Regions from separate parts of the Homo sapiens genome. Here region 2 is linked to region 1. A link is a loop called in an ENCODE intact Hi-C map of the cell type or tissue named here. Cell type or tissue: gastrocnemius medialis. All regions are shown on one strand. Links, peaks and the distances in the headings refer to the core of each region. The heading gives the core; the rest is flanking DNA.

Region 1 (9,667 bases), core at 799-8,798:
CACTTCCGGAGGCCGAGGCGGGCAGATCACGAGGTCAGGAGATTGAGACCATCCTGGCTAACACAGTGAAACCCCGTCTCGGTCAGGAGATCGAGACCACCCTGGCTAACACAGTGAAACCCTGTCTCTACTAAAAATACAAAAAAAAAAAAAAAGAAATTAGCCGGGCATGGTGGCGGGCGCCTGTAGTCCCAGCTACTCAGGAGGCAGAGGCAGGAGAATGGCGTGAACCCAGGAAACGGAGCTTCCAGTGAGCCGAGATCGCACCACTGCACTCCAGCCTGGGTGACAAAGCGAGATTCCGTCTCAAAGAAAGAAAAAAAAATTAAAGGTCATATGTTAATTAATAGTTTCATTTTTAGGAGAGACATTAATTGATTGACACATGTTCAAAGGCAATGTCCAGAATGTGAAATTGAAGAAGGACTTCATGAATTTTACAAGTATAATCAAAGACCACCAACAATTTTTACTTTTTCCTTCAAAAGCTAAGTGTAGTGTAGCGCCCCCCGTAGTCTAAGCTGGAGAAGAATACTAACTGCCTGTTTTTCCTTCTGTGTCAGCGAGCCCTATCTGTACTCCCCAGTTTCACCCTCCCTGAGGCTCAGCGAGTTCCTGCTTCACCCCCCTAGCTCAGCTGCAAAGTTACAAGGTTGATACAGAAACATGGTTTCCCAGGGATGTGGAACATACAGTATAGATAAATGTAAAAGACTCATCAACTGCCTTCGTTCTCGATTCTGTAAGTACACTTCCTGCATCATGTAGCTCCCGGCCACCGACTACTTAAAAGGTGGCTGCTTTCTTTGTCCGGGGCTCAGACTTTCCTGGATGCTGGTCCTACTGAGCCAGGTGATCACCTTTTAATAAAGACCTTTCCTGAACTCACTCTGTTCGGTCTCTCCTGTCTTTGATTGTCCCGCAACAAAATAACTGTGAACTAGACACCCAAGAAAGAAGAGACAGCTGAGTGTGTCTGGTGGGGAGGGGGCTGTGATGGTAAGATGACTTCAGACGTGGAGGTGCCCATGAAACAGCCACATGGAGATGCCCAGCAGGCCTTTAGCAAAGTGGTCCGAACTTTGGAACAGAGGAGTTGAGCTGAAAGCCCAGCCCTGGGGGTGATAACCAAGGAGAGAAGCATTGGCCACCACAGGATTAAGTTTAATCGCCCCTAAAACCATGTGCTAAATAAGAAGAAAGGAAAAAAACAGGTTAAAGATAGAACCCTCAGGAAAGTCCATGTTTTAGTGGCAAATAGAGACAAAATGCCAAGAAAGGATACTGAGAAAGAACAAACAGGAGATAAAGGAAGAGAGTGTTGTCAAAACAAAATAGCCACTGAGGACAAGGCCCCATGCTAAGACCTTTACAACACACACCATCTCATTCAATCCTCACAATAGACCAAGAGCTCATGCCTGGAATCCCAGCACTTTGGGAGGCTGAGTTAGGCAGATCGCTTGAGCCCAGGAGTTTGAGACCACCTTTGGCAAAATACCAAAACCCCATCTCTACAAGAAAATACAAAAATAAGACAGGCGTGGTGGCACGTGCCTATAGTCCCAGCTACTAGGGAGACTGAGGCTGGAGGATCTCTTGAGCATGGGAGGTCCAAGCTGCAGTGAACCAAGATGGTGCCACTGCACTCCAGCCTGGGCAACAGAGGGAGACCCTGTCTCAAAAATCATCATCATCATCCCCGCAACAACTCTGACAGCAAGGTAGTATTTTGGTCCCCCAATTTATCCTTCAGGAAACCACAGAAAAGAAAGGTTAGGTTACTTGTCCACAAATACACAGCTAGTAAGAGGTCAAACTAGAATTTGAAACCAAGTTGTCTGACTACAAAGACTACACGTTAACCTCCTGTTGGATTAAAGAAAAATAAGAACTAAAAATTGTGCCTTGAATCTAGCATTCATAACAAAATGCTTGGAAAAAGCCAGGTTTCGGCTCACACAGTTGAGTTGGGGGCTGTGACTCCCGCCCCCGGCAAGCATGGCGCAGGACTCAGAAGGACAGCAGGCTCCATCCATCTCCATCAGCGATTCACAGCCTCCTGCCGTCCCCAGCACAAGCGTGAAGACGGAAAATTTCTCATTATGGATTACATTATCTTCTCAATAAAGCAAAAATTGCCCCCCAATATAGATCTTCCCAGACAAGTGAGTAAATGGACGAACTAAGAAAACATGTGTCCAGTCTATTATACAGAGCAAATGAATTTGATTTTAAAATGTGGAAAGCAAAAAATTGATTGTATCACTGACATTGGTCGTTTCTCGCTCTTACCCTTAACAATCTGGTCATCCACACGACACAGTAATTCCTACACTCTCAGGAAGAGTTTTCTGACAGGCAGCAAGAGATGAGCTCTAACTCCACCCCACAAAAGAAAACCAAGCTTGAAATAACTGAGCCAAGCCATCCCACAAGAACAGTTTCCTGCCATTTGAATGAAACTCTCCTTATAGAGAATAGATGATGTTCGTTGTTTGTCCTGGACTTCGAGGGATACTTAGCTTTGCCAGTCTCCTCCAGCAGAGGAAAAATCCAGTTATGGTGAAAATCAAAACAACGATAGCCCTCCTGAGGTTGTGGTGATGGGGATTAAGAGACTGGAGAGGCCGGGTACAGTGGCTCACGCCTGTAATCCCAGCACTGCGGGAGGCCGATGCGGGTGCATCACGAGGTCAGGAGTTCAAAACCAGCCTGGCCAAGATGGTGAAACCCCGTCTCTACCAAAAATACAAAAATTAGCTGGGCACGGTGGCGGGCGCCTGTAATCCCAGTTACTCGGAAGGCTGAGGCAGGAGAATCGCTTGAACCCGGGAGGTGGAGGCTGCAGTGAGCTGAGATCACGCCACTGCACTCTAGCCTGGGTGACAGAGCAAGACTCCATCTCAAAAAGAAAAAAAAGAAAAAAAAAAAGACTGGAGAACAGCCAGGGAGGCAGGAATGGAACCTCCTCTTTTCATGGCTGTCCTCAACACTGCAGCCCTTGCCTCACTTTGCAGCCAGCTGTGGGGAGCTGGGGAAGGCTGGTCCCACCTAGGGGTTGGGATATGGAGAGGAGCCCACTGGCCCTCGGGGACTCCAGCTTTAGAGGGCTCAGCTGTATACACAGAACTCTGCATTGATTGAATGCCCAGGGGGCTTTGGTGGAGGCCTTTACAAGTATGTGCCTCGGAGGGAAGAAACCGGACACTGGGAGTGAACCACCAACTCTGCTGCGGGTGAGGGTCAGGAAAGGCCACTGAAGCCGTGACACTGAGCTGAGTCTTGACAGATAAGTGTCCCCAAGCAGATCAAGGGGACCAGGCCACATTTAGGCAGAGGGAGGCGTGGAACAAAGCCTGAATGTGGCAAACACTCGGAAACACTAGTCAGTGGTCACTCGCCAACCTCAGCATGCAGCCAAGTCACCCGTGGAACCTGATTCAAATGAAAGGGCTGGTTCTCCAGCCCAACCAAGAAAAAAATTCCAGTTCCCTAGGTCTGGAGAGGGGTTTGGGAGTATGCATGTTTAACTACCATCCCAGGTAATGTTTATGCAGGTGGTCCCCAGAAGGAGCTGAGGAACATCACTTACTGGATGTACGGGCTGGCTCCCAAAGGAAGAAGGCGGAGGCATGAAATAAGCAAAGAGAGATAAACAGGACCTTTTATTCCTGGAGGCTGAGAGAACAGGGGACAGACTGCCTTTTAGAAAGACCACTCTGAACAGTGGCAGCCTCTCCCACCAAAATATCAGCCCTTGGGGGTCTGTTTTTGCTGCCACTGTCTTGCTACCTGAGTGTTCAGCACATAGTGGGTACACAGAAATTATTTCTGGAATGAATGAATGAGTGAGTGAATGGATGTTCTTTGTTTTGGTTTTTTTTTTTTTTGAGACGGAGTCTCGCTCTGTTGCCCAGGCTGGAGTGCAGTGGCGCGATCTCGGCTCACTGCAAGCTCTGCCTCCCGGGTTCGCGCCATTCTCTTGCCTCAGCCTCCCGAGTAGCTGGGACTACAGGTGCCCGCCACCACGCCCGGTAATTTCTTGTATTTTTTTAGTAGAGATGTGGTTTCATCATGTTAGCCAGGGTGGTCTTGATCTCCTGACCTCGTGATCCAGCCGCCTCAGCCTCTCAAAGTGCTGGGATTACAGGCGTGAGCAACCGCGCCCGGCCAAGTGAGTGAATGGATGAATAAATCAGTGAATAGTGGCAGGATAGAGGATGGAAGAAGGGTGGGGGGCTCTTACTGCAGCCCTGAGTGTAGGTAAGGACCTTTCTACGCCAGGGGAATGGGGCTAGAAAGAAGAGGCAGAATTTGCCATCATCTGGTATATTCGAGGCCATACAGGCCTCACAGTGCTTCTTGGAGGTGTTTCTGTATTTCTGACATGTTCAGAAATGTCTACAAGACTAAAGCAGTCGTGAGATATAATCAGGATTGAAATGTATTCCAAAGCTTGTCCCCCGCCCTGCCCCAGCCCTGGGAAATATTATTCTTCAAGCACAGACAGCTGGGCAGTGGGATGCGGACTCCGCATTCTCCAGACCAGAACACACCCAGGCCAGGTGGACACATTTGCGGCTCCTTCCAGCCAGAGGTTTCATTCTGGGTTTGGCAGTCATTTTGGGGTTTCTGTGTCCTAGAGATGTTGAACTCTGTACTTAATCTAGGTTTAATAGGCAGCTATTATGTTAAATAGAGACCAGCTGAACTGATTATTTAAGACATAGTTATGGTCATTTAACAACTATGTGGTTTGACTGCTACATCTCAAGAAAGGTTTTCCAGCCCCTGGCTATGATTACCATTTTGGTAACTGTCCTCACCTAGCCGCTGCTTGCCTGAGGGCCCGGAAGCTCCCCACTCTGCCTCTTTCCCTGGTCCCCTGACTGGTCTCTTTGCCGAGTGTCGGAGCGTCCATGGAGGTCAGGGAACTGGAGCTGAGGCTACGCATGGCTGTGCAGGAGGGCGTGGCCCTGCAGGCAGGGTGCCTGCCAAGCACCTGTCCACAAGGCTCTGGATTTGTCTCTCAATGGGAGCCTGGCTTTGCTGGAGAGCTCAGAAGCCACAGCTGAGCCCAGGAGGGGACGAAGTCACTTGGAACCCCTCTAGAAGAAAAGAGTCTGTGTGTAAGAAAGAAACTGGAAGAAAACTATAGGGGTACAAATTCGCTAGAAGTTTCCCTAGTGCAAGGTTACTTAAAGGAACATTGGACCAGTGCTGCTGCGACCTGTTCTAACTGGCCCACAAATTGAGGATAAGAATTCAGGAACTTGCATAGCACTTTCAAATTGCCACAGTACCTAAGCATCCCATCAACGTGCCCAGCTCATTGAACAGGGTGTAGACCAGTTTGCGCATTGAACTCCCAGCAGAGGCCCTCCTAGCTGCAACTAGTCATGTGTGAGGACCATAGAACTGTCCACCAAGGACTGGAAGTGTTAAAGCTGGTCTTCGAGCTCAGATGCTTTAAGAACCACGGCTTGGGTCGGGGGAGGGGGGAGGGATAGAATTAGGAGAAATACCTAATGTAAATGACGAGCGAATGGGTGCAGCACACCAACATGGTACATGTATACATATGTAACAAACCTGCACGTTGTGCACATGTACTCTAGAACTTAAAGTATAAAAAAAAAAAAAAAAAAAACACCACGGCTTGAGTGCAGGATCTCTCACCTCATTTGTTTCCCCACCCGGCCTGTGCCCTTTGAGCACATAGCAGGACTTTTTAAATCTTCCTTATGTACGTTTAGAAATGCTTATAATGGGCCGGGCGCGGTGGCTCATGCCTGTAATCCCAGCACTTTGGGAGGCCAAGGTGGGTAGATCACGATCGGGAGATAGAGACCATCCTGGCTAACACGGTGAAACCCTGTCTCTACTAAAAATACAAAAAATTGGCCGGATGTGGTGGCGGGCCCCTGTAGTCCCAGCTACTCAGGAGGCTGAGGCAGGAGAATGGCGTGAACCCAGAAGGCGGAGCTTGCAGTGAGCCGAGATCGCACCATTGCACTCCAGCCTGGGCGACAGAGCAAGACTCTGTCTCAAAAAAAAAAAAAAAGAAATGCTTATAATCGGCCAGGCACAGTGGCTCACACCTGTAATGCCAGCACTTTGGGAGGCTGAGGTGGGCAGAGCAACTGAGGTCAGGAGTTCAAGACCAGCCTGGCCAACATTGTGAAACCCCATCTCTACTAAAAATACAAAATCTCTACTAAAAATACGAAAAATACAAGCACTGATCTGAAGCACTTGTACTTTTATATTAAATCACTTAGACCTATGAGGTGGATATACTTCTAATCCCATTGTGCAGATGATAAAACCAAAACAGAGAAAAGTTAAGTAACTTGCCTAAGTCAATATAACTAGCTGGTAAATGGTGGGTCTAGGGTGCAAACCTAGCTAGTCCGGCTCCAGAGTTTGCCCAGAGTCAGTTGGTCACACTCTGTACTTCTCAACATCCTATTTGTGCCACAATGCCTTTCTTTATTGTTCAAGCCTGCTCTAAATGAATGTTCTTTACTTGCAGCCCAAAACATTCTAATTAATATGTGGTATCAATAAATATTCATAATTTGCCCTCTCATTCCCTATTATCTGTTTTATCTACTTTCTCTCACTAAAAGATCGTATCATTTTCTTTTTTAGATCTTGAGTCCATAATCAGTCCTGTCTAGATGCTTTGTGTGCCCATCCAGAGCAGTTGTTCTCAACAAGGGCAGAAACTCATAACAAGGGACATACTAGAAATGTGGGAGTTTTTTCATTGTCATAATGATGAAAGAAGGTGTATTAGACCATTCCTGCATTGCTATAAAGAAATACCTAAGACTAGCCAGGCGCGGTGGCTCACGCCTGTAATCCCAGCACTTTGGGAGGCCGAGGAGGGCGGATCACGAGGTCAGGAGATTGAGACCATCCTGGCTAACATAGTGAAACCCCGTCTCTACTAAAAATACAAAAAAAATTAGCCAGGCATGGTGGTGGGCGCCTGTAGTCCCAGCTACTCGAGAGGCTGAGACAGGAGGATTGCGTGAACCTGGGAAACGGAGCTTGCAGTGAGCCGAGATTGCGCCACTGCACTCCAGCCTGGGAGACAGAGCGAGACTCCGTCTCAAAAAAAAAAAAAAAAAAGAAATACCTAAGACTAGGTAATTTATAGAGAAAAGAATTTTAATTGGCTCATGGTTCTGCAGGCTGTACAGGAATCATATTAGCTTCTGCTTCTGGGGAGACTTCAGGAAGCTTCCAGTCATGGTGGAAGGCAAAGGGGGAGCTTTCTTCTCACATGGCTGGAGCAGGAGCAAGAGAGAGAGATGGGGGAGACGCCACACCCTTCTAAACGACCAGATTCCGTGAGAACTCACTCACTGTTGCGGAGAATAGCACAGAGGAGATGGTGCTAAGCCATTCATGAGAAATCCACCCTCATGGTCCAATCACCTCCCACCAGGCCCCACCTACAACACTGGGGATGACAACTGAACATGAGGTTTGGATGGGGACACAGATCCAAACCATATCAGGGCCACAGGGCTAATGGCATTTAGCGGCCAGGAGACAGAGATGTCACATGTCTTCATGGACAAACTGTTCTGCACAACTTTCAAGTGTACTTACAGACATGACACGGGTTAAAAATAATTGCTTATAGGCCAGGTGTGGTGGCTCATGCCTGTAATCCCAGCACTCCAGGAGGCCAAGGCAAGCAGATCATCTGAGGTCAGAAGTTCGAGACCAGCCTGGCCAACATGGTGAAACCTCATCTCTACTAAAAATACAAAAAATTAGCTGGGTGTAAGCAGCAGAAATTAATTTTTCACAACTCTAGAGGCTGGGAAGTCCAAGATCAAGGCACCGGCAAACTCAGTGTCTTGTGGGGTTTAGGGTCAGCTTTCTGGTTCATAGATGGTGTCTTCTTGCTGCATCCTCATGTAGTAGAAGGGGTAAGGCAGCTCCCTGGAGCCTCTTTCATAAGGCACTAATCTCATTCATGACGGCTATTGCCCTTGTGACCTAATCACCTTCCAAAGGCCCCACTGCCTAATACCATTACTTTGGGGATTAGTTTCAACATGTGAATTTGGGGGAGATGCAAGCATTCAGTCCACAGCTGTCTTTCTCCTTGTAGGCACATCTTGGTCACCTTTATATCCCCAGCCCCTCGAATGTGGCCTGGCTCACCAGTGTTTATAGAATGATTTGCTCCCTCAGGAAGACACATAATTTGAAGATGCTCCACCTACATGGCTTTCCTATTCTGTACATTAACAATGTATGACTTCTTTGTTTATCCAGGATGTCGTATATTCCTTCCCTAGAAGTAGCTTCAGCTTGGGAATTATGAGTCAGCTGTGCCTTTATAAAACAACCCAGGAAACCCGGACAGTAGAAGGAGTGATGAGAAACTGCAGGGAGGAGGCAACACTCTTCGTAGCCTACTCAGATTGGTTCCTTAGAGATTTTCTGACATAGGACTGGAAGTTTTGTGTGACTGTGAGCTTTTCCACTTAGGGACTACGCATTGCTGTTTCCTGTAGGACTTTGCTTATTGGAATTTCAGGATTCACTCGGAATACACAGAAAGCAGATTCTTCCTTTTGTGCACACACCACCACGAGAATCCTTCTTGGAGCTCGGCTGGGAGAACCCCCTGGTTTCCAGTGTGGCCCAGCCCTGTGACCGGTGTGTCAAGTGCCCCCGCTCCATAAGGCCGACTTTATACCCTTGGAGGAAGCTGGAATATCTCTAAGAATTAAAATAAAAAAACCTGGAGCGAATGACAGAGGGAAAGGGGCAGATCTGAATATGTCTGCTTCCAAAACAGAGGGCACAAGGAGGAGATGACTTCCTCCTGAGCTCTTTAAATTATATTTTACAGTCAGAAATTCATTTTTAATCCTGACTCAGTGCATAAACACACATATTGTGATGGTCAGTTTTATGTGTCAACATGGCTGGGCTACTGCCCAGCCATTTGGTCAAACACTACGCTGGGTGTAGCTGGGAAGGTATTCTGGAGATGTGATATAAAGTCTATAGTGAGTTGACTTTCAGTAAAGAAGATTATCCTAGATAATATGGGCAGGCCTGGTGGAATCAGTTGAAAGGTCTTAAGAGCAGAATAGAGGCTTCCCTGAAATAGAAGAAATTCTCCCTGGGGATAGCATCAACTTGTGCTGGAAAGTTTCTGCTGCCCTTCCTTCCTGCCCTGTGGACTTTGGACTTGACTGGCCAATCCCAGAATAAGGCAAGCCAATTCCTTGCTGTAAATTTTTTTGGAGATGCACACATACATATTTTTTAAGATAGAAAGAGTTTTAGGCTGGGCATGCTGGCTCACACCTTTAATCCCAGTACTTTGGGAGGCCGACACAGGCGGATCACTTGAGGTCAGGAGTTCAAGACCAGCCTGGCCAACATGGTGAAACCCCATCTATACTAAAAATACAAAAATCAGCCAGGCATGGTAGCACACACCTGTAATCCCAGCTACTTGGGAGGCTGAGGCAGAAGAATCGTTTGAACCCGGGAGGTGGAGGTTGCAGTGAGCCGAGATCATGCCACTGCACTCCAGCCTGGGCAACAGAGAGAGACTCCACCTCAAAAAAAAAAAAAAGTTTTATATATGATTATTTATTCATTTATATTTCCTACT
Region 2 (9,667 bases), core at 515-8,514, 51 kb after region 1:
AATCTGTTGCAAGTACCAATACTCCACTCCCTGTTGCTGAGTAGCATTCCAGGGTATAGATGTAGCACAGTTTGTTTAACTATTCACCTGTCGAAGGACCTCTGAGCCAGTGAAGGACAGATTTTGGCTATTATGAATAAAGCTGCTGTAGACATCTGTGTACAGGTTTTTCTGTGAACATAGTTTTTCTTTCTCAGGGGGTAAATGCTCAGGAATGCAATTGTTGTGTGGTAGTTACTTGTTTAGTTTTTACAGAAACTGTCAAACTGTTTTGCAAAGTGACTGTACCTGGGGGTGGGCACAGTGGCTCACGCTTGTAATCCCAGCACTTTAGGAAGCCGAGGCAGGAGGATCACTTGAGGTCAGGAGTTTGAGATCAGCCTGGCCAACATGATGAAACCCTGTCTCTACTAAAAATACAAACATTAGATGGGCGTGGTAGCAAGTGCCTGTAGTCTCAGCTACTCGGGAGGCTCAGGTACGAGAATCGCTTGAACCTGGGAGGCAGAGGTTGCAGTGAGCCGAGATAGTGCCACTGCACTCCAGCCTGGATGACAGAGTAAGACTCCATCTCAAAAATAAAAAAAAGAACCACCCACCAAAGTGACTGTACCTTTTCTCATTCCCAACAGCAATGTATGAGTAATGTGTTTTCTCCACATCCTTGCCAGAATTTGGTGTTGCTGCTATTTCTTATTTTAGCCATTCCTTTAGGTAAGTAGTGGTATCTTGTGATTTTGATTTGCATTTCCCTTATGACTGCTGGTGCTGCGTATCTTCTTAGGGGAGAGGTGTTATGCATGGGAATGGTATGGCACATGGGAGCGTCAGAAGGGTCAAGTGAAGGTGGTTTGAGCCCCTGACAATGGCCACGGAAGGCCTGAGCCAGGCTATGACAGGGAAGGGCCAGAGAGTGGGGGTGTGGGGTTCCAGAGATGCTTTAGGAAGTTGCCAAATGTGGTGACTAAGGAGACAGGAAGAAGCATTGCTGAGGAAGAGGGAGGCATCCAAAGTAACTTCCCAGCTCTAACTCAGAGAAAGAAGTCTAGAAATGTTGATTTTTACCTGTGAGACATCCATGTAGCCCACAGGCATCTGGACACAAGCGTTCAACACAGCGATTGCATCTGGGCTGAATGTATGGATTTGGAAGCTCAGAAGTTTCCCTCACATAAGGTAGAGGGAGAAGTCTGATTGTTTAAACTTCTAGTCTATTGGTTCTCACATGTAGGCCACGGACCGGGGAGTCTAGAGACCATCCCCCCCACCCTCCAGCTCCCACACGCACACCATTTTCCATAGCACATGAAACACCTTGCACACCTAAGCGCGCTTTTTCAGTTGTATGTATGTAAATTGTTATGACTTCACGAATCTATTTTCTAAATTTTTAATTTTAGGTTTTCTTTTTTTTACGACTACTTTTCAATCAGATCATAAAAGTGCTAAAACCAGTGTGAAAGCGTGCAAAATGTCGACTCCTTTAGAAGTGGCCGTGACTTCCTGCTAGTTGGTCTTCCCAGGGACAGGGGGTCTGGGGGCTCTGAAGTGTCGGCTCTCGGATCCCTCGGTATTATTTTACAGAAACCACCTCCCGTCCGCTGTCCTTCGGGAAGAGTCCCTGCCCTTCCTGCCCAGCCCGACCCCCTCCCCGGGCGTCCCCACCAGTTCCTCCTCCAGCGACAGGTGGCTGCAAGCCTTGCCTTTGAACTCGAGAATCCCTCTCCCCAGCCCACAGCCTCGCAGCAACTCACAGGCCAGAGGGTCGACCCCTCTGGGCTGTGACTGGAGCCCTCCGGGGTGAAGGCACTGCTGGGCCCCCGACCCCCAACCCCGGGTCCGCCGTGCGCTCTGCGGGGGAGCTGCCGGGCGCCCCTTGTCCAGTGCTTGCAGCTCAGCTGCGGAGTTTTGTTGGCAACCGTTAAGAAGATTCGTAAGTTACATTTCCCAAGCCCTTCCCCTCTCCAGGAGCACAACACCCGCATCCCCAGCATCATGAAAACAAGCGCGGCCACCGCGATGTGCGACACGTGGGGCCTGGAATCTCACTGCAGACCGCGCTGCAAACGCTCAGCCGCGCCTTTGAATAAGTTAGACGGCCTGCGGGGGCGTCCGACCAGATAACACAAGGAATGCGGATGCCACCCTTGCCTCTGGTAGGTATTTCATCAGGTTGCTGCTTAAATATAATTCCAAACAAATTGAGGTTGTCCTTTGGAGGCGGGGAGGGAGGACGGGAGGCAGGAAAAAGAGAAAGCTGACTTGGCCTCTTCTATTACCCGAATTGCAATCGCTGATCCTTTGTGACATAAAAGTCATAGGTCAAATCCAAGATCTTACTGCAAATCGGCGGGGATTTTTCTCCCAGGAATATGAGACTGGCCTCTTATCTCCTGATAATACCTCTAGAGTCTCCAGCCCTGAGAATTAGCGAGAATGATGACACAGGGAAGAGACAACGGGGAGCCATCACCCGCCATCGCTCTGCATCCATTTAATTGATTCTGTATGTTTTTCAGTTCAGGGTTCCCAGAGCTCCCTACCATGCATTTTTTTTAACCCCAGGGAACATAGTGAAACTTCTTTTTACTTGTATTTATCTTTTTGCTTTATTTTTGAGTTCCCTAAATTAAAAAACCAATGTCTAGACTCTGATTATTTAACTTTGGCGGCATACATTGGCCCCTTGAATAATTTCCCTGGAGACCCACTGATTTTTAAAATGAATATAATCGGAGGAAGCCAGGAAGGAGGGAGGAAGAGGGGGTGAACCGGTAGTTGCGGGGGTATTTTTTTTTCTTTTTGAACTTATATTTTAGAATCAGAAGTTACATGTGCAGGTTCGTTACAGAGATATTTTGTGTGATGCTGAGGTTTGGGGTATGAATGATCCCATCACCCAGGTTCCTATAGTACCCAATAGGTAGTTTTTCAACCCTTGCCTCCCTCCGTCCCTTCCCTATCTAGTAGTCTACAGTGTCTTTTGGTCCCAACTTTCTGTCCTTGTGTACCCAATATTTAGCTCCCATTTATAACTGAGAACGTGTGGTATTTGGTTTTCTGTTCCTGTGTTAGTTTGCTTAGGATAATGGCCTCCAGCTGCATCCATGTTGCTGCAAGGGACATGATTTTGTTTTTCGGTTTTTGGTGTTTTTTGAGACGGAGTCTCACTCTGTCGCCCAGGCTAGAGTGCAATGGCTCAATCTCAGCTCACGGCAACCTCTGCCTCCCTGGTTCAAGCGATTCTCCTGCCTCAGCCTCCCGAGGAGCTGGGATTACAGGCGCCTGCCACCACGCCCAGCTAATTTTGAATTTTTAGTAGAGACGGGGTTTCACCATGTTGGTCAGGCTGGTCTTGAACTCCTGACCTCAGGTGATCTGCCCACCTCGGCCTCCCAAAGTGCTGGGATTACAGGCACAAGCCACCACATCTGGCCCATGATTTTGTCTTTTTATGACTACTGTATTCCATGGTGTATATGTACCACATTGTCTTTATCTAATCCACCATTGATGGGCACCTATGTTGATTCCATGCTTTTGCAATTGTGAGGAGCACTACAGTGAACATACAGGTGCATGCGTTCATTTGGTAGAACGATTTATTTACCTGTGGATCTATACCCCATAATGGGATTGCTGGGTTGAATGGCAGCTCAACTCAGTTCTTTGAGAAATCTCCAAACTGCTCTCCACAAAGGCTACACTCATTTACACTCCCACCAACAGTGTATCAATGTCCCGTTCTCTCCACAGCCTTGACAACATCTGTTATTTTTTGGCTTTTTAGCAAAAGCCAATCAGACTGGCATAAGATGGTATCTCATTGTGGTTTTGATTTGCATTTCTCTGAAGATTAGAGATGAGCATTTTTTCATATGTTTGTTGGCTACCTGGATGTCTTCTGAGAAGTGTCTGTTCATGTCCTTTGCCTCCTTTTTAATGGGGTTGTTTTTTGCTTTTTAATTTGTTTACATCCTTACTTTTCCTCTTCAGCTTTCCCTCCAAACCTGCTCAGGCCCCTGGATCACAGGACCCTCCCCTGCACCAAGGCAGCTTCTCCTGTGGGCTGAATGGTGCCTCCTGTCCACAGTCCAGCCAGCCCCACCCGAGGGGACACCCACCTGAATCTGGCAGCACTGCCTCCTCGTTAGGGCAGTGCCACAGGAGTCCTGGTTCCTCCACAGCTCAGCTAAGGAAAGGGCCTTTCCAGCATTTGAAGTGAGTTCAGGCTTCACATCCTTTGAGGGCTTTATTCTTTGGGGCACACTGCAAAAGTCAATTTTCCATTAAAACAGGACATCACAGTTACATGAAAAGCAGTAGATCTAATGATCGGATGATTTCACAGATAACAGGGAAAAAACTGGAAAGACAAACATGCATTTGGAAGCTTTTTACTTTACCAGGAAAGGATATTTTTAGCTGGACACAGTGGCTCACGCCTGAAATCCCAGCACTTTGGGAGGCTGTGATGGGGAGATCACTTGAAATCAGGAGTTTGAGACCAGCCTGGCCAACGTGGTGAAACCCTGTCTCTTCTAAACATACAAAAAAATTAGCTAGGCGTGGTGGTGGGTGCCTGTAATCCCAGCTACTTGGGAGGCTGAGGAAGAAGAATCGCTTGTATCTGGGAGGCAAAGGTTGAGGTGAGCCAAGATTGTGCCACCGCATTCCAGCCTGGGTGACACAGTGTGAGACTCTTTCTCCAAAAAAAAAAAAAAAAAAAAAAAAGGATATTTTTACAACAACAACTTTCTACTATCACCATCATTTCTTTCTTTCTTTCTTTCTTTCTTTTTTCTTTTTTGAGACGGAGTCTCGCTCTGTCGCCCAGGCTGGAGTGCAGTGGCACGATCTCCGCTCACTGCAAGCTCTGCCTCCTGGGTTCATGCCATTCTCCTGCCTCAGCCTCCCGAGTAGCTGGGACTACAGGCACCCACCACCACGCCCAGATAATTTTTTGTATTTTTAGTAGAGATGGGGTTTCACCTGTTAGCCAGGATGCTCTGGATCTCCTGACCTCGTGATCCGCACGCCTCAGCCTCCCAAAGTGCTGGGATTACAGGTGTGAGCCACCGCGCCCGGCCTCATCATTTCTTTTCAGAAAGAATACTTGAACTCATGCACACAGTCGTGCTTGCTCGTGACTATGCATGCTTGTGTACGTATGCACACACAAAAAAAAACCCTCAGAGTAAAGTGTAAAGAACAGCCCTTTCATTGACAATGTAGAGCTTCCTGGAAAGCCGATCACTGTTTAAGAGCACTGGAGTGGGGGTACCAGTCCCCTCCCATAGCCGTATACGGGGACCTAGCTTGCATCCCCATCTTCTCTCACCAAAGATGCGTGTGTCTCAGACCCCAGTCTCCTGCTGTAAACTTCTCCAGTAAATGTACATAAGAAGGAATCAACTCCTCTGCAAGTCACACCTTCCTGAAAAACAAGAGCAGAAAAATTAAAGACTAACAACAAAAATATTGTTTTCGCTATTTGACCATTGTTAACCACCTCCTAAATATGGATTTCCATACTCAGTCTAAGTCCGAAGCTGTTGATTCTATCTTGGTGATGATAGAGGTTTGGCCCAAAGCTTGGCTGGCCCTGTGATGTGGCCTGCTCCAGTGTTAACTGTAGAAGGAAATGCTTTTGCTTATATCTTATGATGAGGCCTAAATCACTCCAGATGTCCTTCAAAGACCCAGGAAGGCATCTCCCCAACTAGTCTACAATGCTTTGGGTGCTCAATAAATACCCATGTAATTGGTTGGCTTTGGTCAGCTCTGAGCAGTTCTGCAGAATGGAGAAATCAACACTTTCATTCTGATAAAGGTGCTGATGCCTAAGTTGTTTGCCAAGCAGGAGATTCCCATTGATATTCAGAAGCAATTTGTAAGGGTTTGGAAGCCTTTGAGAGGGGTGCACCAGTGACTGGGATTGTATAAAGCCCGGCCTCTTAGTCACTGTTGACTTCTCTTCACACAGGTTCCTCACTCCCCAGCAGCCAATTTGTATTCTAATGGTGAGGAAGGAGAGGGCCTCTTGGGAGCTTAGAGTGCATGGCAAGAATCAATTTCCCTCATTCTTGCAAATGTTCTCCCACCTAAATGTGAGTCTCTGAGGATGAAAGAGGAAACCCATAACCAAGAATAACGCGCGAAGATGATGCGCTTATTTTAAAAAAAGAGTCAAGGAGAGGAACAAAAGAATTAAATACAATAAGTAGAAGAAAAATGTTCAACACCATTGGTAATTTTTTAAAACATGAATTGATACAACAAGATGACATTTTTAGTGCATCCGATTGGCAAAATAAAAAATGATAATAGTCCTTCTCCGAGGGCCTGGGGAACCTGGCACTCTCATGCCCCGTCAGAGGACATAAAAACAATCGCAGTTTCCCTAGAAGTCAGTTTTGCTTTATATATCAAATCTTAGAAGTAGACTATCCTTTAAATCAATTATTTCACATGTATAAATGTATTCTAGGAAATAATGAAGAATGTGCAAAGACGTCTCTATATAAGGATATTCACTAAATATTCAACAGCAGGAAGTTGTTTACATTGGTTATGGTATCTAAGTAATGGAATACTGTGAGCATATAGTAATTGTGTATTCGTTGAAGTGGAAAGAAGTTCAAAATACAGAGTTAAATTTTGAAAGGGTTACAAGCAGTAAAGTTACATATATTTTTTTAAATTAACTCCGTTCATTCAAAAAGTATTCCTAAGCAAACAGGATACATCAGAGATCAAGATAGGCAGTTCCCTGCTTTTATAAAGATTGCATTTATTGGGGCGATGGGGTCTGGGAATTGGGTAACAACAAATAAGTATATTAGTGAGAAAACTATAAAATTGTGTTAATGGCTGTGTAGAGAATTAAAGTAGGCTGACGTGATAGAGGTCACTCTAAGATTTTATACTGAAGTGTGGATTACTAAAAGCACAAAGTGTCGAGATTTCTCCAGGAAGGGAAAATAGTCGTCCAAGGTCCTGAGGCAGGAGAAAGATTTAAATGATATGTTTATATACAGCTGGACCACGTGGCTAAAGCAAAGTGGAAGAGGGGAAGAGTGGCAGATGCAGTCAGGGAGGGGAGGTCACATTGCATGGGGCTTGGTAAACCAGGGTAAGGAGCTGGGGTTTTATTCTGCATTGCTGCAGGAAGACACTACAGGTCTCAAACAGGAGACATATCTCATTAATGTTTCTAAATTTCACTCTTGCTCTTGTGTGAAAGGATGGATTTGAGAGCATAAGAATGAAGGCAGAGGGAACGGTCAGTCATCAGTCCAGAGAAGGCTCAAAGGTCACCTGGACCAGGGAAGGAGGTACAGGAGAGAAACAGATGCAGTCAGGATTTAATTTGGAGTTAGTACCAGCTGTTTTTGCTAATGGATTGAGGGCTCCTCAAATTCCCTCCTCTTTCCTCCTTTTGCCTTCAAATTCCAGTTCTTCCCTACAAAGATCCATCTATAATTCCTGCCTTTGGGTTCTCTGAGATGACCTGGACCTCAAATTAAATCTCCCTTTTCTCAAGCTAACTCAAGCTGGTTTTCATTTCTTGCAACCATGACTAAGGTATCAAGCACCTGTTGTGTTACAATCCTCCCAATTGCTATTTAAGGAAGGCACAGCAGTTGAAGCAAGCCATGGTCAGAGAGATGAGGCAGCTTATCCAGTTTAAAATGACAGAGCAAGGATTCGAACCCACGTCTTCAGGGTCCAGAGCCAGCACTTCCTCTTCTATGCCATGCTAGATCAATGAGATGCACCCAGCTTCTAGTTGTCTACCAAATATTGCTAGTTGTCCACAAAATCTAAGCTCCCTTGTTTCCTAACAGTAAAACAATGGCTGCCCAAGTGCATTAATTTCCCAGCCTCCCTTTCAGCTAGATGGGCACATATGACTTAACAGGAGAGGAAGTAAGGATGCAAGAAGAGCCCTGTTTCCTCCACACCCTTTACCTTTCCTACAGGCTACAGCCCAGGCTTGGCAGTAACACAGCTTAAATTATGCAGATCACAATAATTGTGGATTATTGTGGAACAATGACTAATAAGGAACATGAATCCCTGAATGACCACATGGAGCTGAATCTCCCACCAGTCTCAAAAGCTCACCCTGGACTGTTGCAATTGAAATTACTGGACTGTTATATGAGAAATACATAAACTTTAGTCAGGTTATTATTGGGTCTCTTTGTTGTAGCAGTCCAGCTTTACCCTAACTGATATATAACCTCAACATGATCTGCATATTTAAAAATACTAGTGGCCACTTTTGTTAAAAAATAATTGAGCTTCTCAAGCAAATCCTCCAGACATTGGGTAGATCCTTGAGTATCCCCATTCCCACATTCATGGCTGAATTTGTCTAATCTGTAGAATAGACTCAATGCCTGGGTACTCTCTTAGGAGAACCTTTAAAACCTGTTGTTGGTTGGAAACTCAACAACAAGACCTCCATGCATGAGTTATGAGAATTTATTTATATCAGCCAGTGAGATCTCTTCCAAAGGGCTCGAACTTTGGTGACCACCCTAAGATCCCTGGCAGCAGGTATGACATAGTCACTTCCTGGAATCTCATCTGAGTGCTCTAGGAAATCCACTGTCTCCCTGAGCTTCCCGGTGATTCACAAGGTGGGCAGAGCCCACCAGAAGAACAATGCACCGGCAGAGCTTGTCTATGGACAGTGGGTGCATTGACTGGAGGTGACAGTACCACATTCATACTCCACTAGCTTTGGCAGTGCTGCAGAAAGTGGGGTACAAGCTTGCTCCCCATAGTGTTTCTCCATCAAGCCTAGCAGGAGAGGTGAGGAGACAGTAAGGAAAATGAGCCACATGCCTAGTGGAAAATGCACTGGTTTTGGATTCAGGTGGACATGGATTCTAATCCTGACCCTACCACTTGTTCATCCATTCACTTAGCTTTTGGAACCTCAGTTTCCTAGAAAATGGGAATACTCCTACCCACCTCATACAGTGGTCATGAGGACTGAGACAGAGTCTACGATATATATAGAAAGAGTTTGCAGGGAAGGAGCGCAGTCAATAATAGCAAAACAAATTCCAAACTGATCCAGCCTTGATATAAAGAAGTTGGTAAGCCTTGCCCTCCCTGCCAAGCCACCATGAAGGGAGCACGTGAGCCGGCTGGCCCCAAGGTCTCTCAGTTGTCAAGGACAGGCTTCTGTGGGTGCTGTTATGGGGCTGGGAGATGTGCTCGCTGACCACATCCCAGCTGTTCTCCTGCCACTGTGGTTACCCAAACCCTGCAACTATGTTCATGTATAAACCAGTCAGCAAATCACACAGTCAAAGCCTCACGGAAAAGTCCGCTTTCTGGTCACCCTTTTCTCTCGTCCAAATTCATGAAACAACCATGAAAAATGTGTTTGCTTTCTATTCCTGTGGCTGATAGTTTACTGAATAACAACAACAACAACAAAATCTTTTTTTTTTTTTTTTTGCCTTGATTATGGTCCTTACCACGACATAGCAAATGACTGGCCTGTGGGAGAAAAGGCTAAAGAGAAACATAATGAATTAACTAAGTTTTCTTTTCTTTTCATGGGCCCAAGCACTGGGTTTTTGGCTGAAATGCATGCACATACTATCAAATATGGAAAATCAGGTGATTGACTGGGTATAAT

Evidence for each region. A loop is a pair of places that touch in the nucleus more often than their neighbours do. Peaks named below come from ENCODE experiments on the same cell type or tissue, not always from the same donor. Only the 100,000 strongest peaks of a DNase experiment are listed, where the experiment ranks them.
Region 2: it touches region 1 in a loop (3-fold over the local background); 7 of 110 quality-filtered maps call a loop at or near these places.

What each region holds. Positions count from the first base shown.
Region 1 is chr15:93,153,593-93,163,259 of GRCh38, reverse strand. All of the region lies in intron 4 of LOC101927025 (a long non-coding RNA gene), which reads right to left. Among named protein-coding and RNA genes, the nearest start is that of RGMA, 69 kb to the right of the region's middle. In gastrocnemius medialis, for the core only: no CTCF peak of the experiment used is centred there; DNase peaks (open chromatin) are centred at 3,105 and 4,969; H3K27ac peaks cover 956 bases.
Region 2 is chr15:93,101,975-93,111,641 of GRCh38, reverse strand. LOC101927025 (a long non-coding RNA gene) reads right to left here. Exons shown (of 5, transcript XR_007064769.1): 2 at 5,342-5,437; 3 at 4,125-4,269. Among named protein-coding and RNA genes, the nearest start is that of RGMA, 18 kb to the right of the region's middle. RefSeq lists a silencer at 5,788-6,082 and an enhancer at 5,490-6,199. In gastrocnemius medialis, for the core only: no CTCF peak of the experiment used is centred there; no DNase peak of the experiment used is centred there.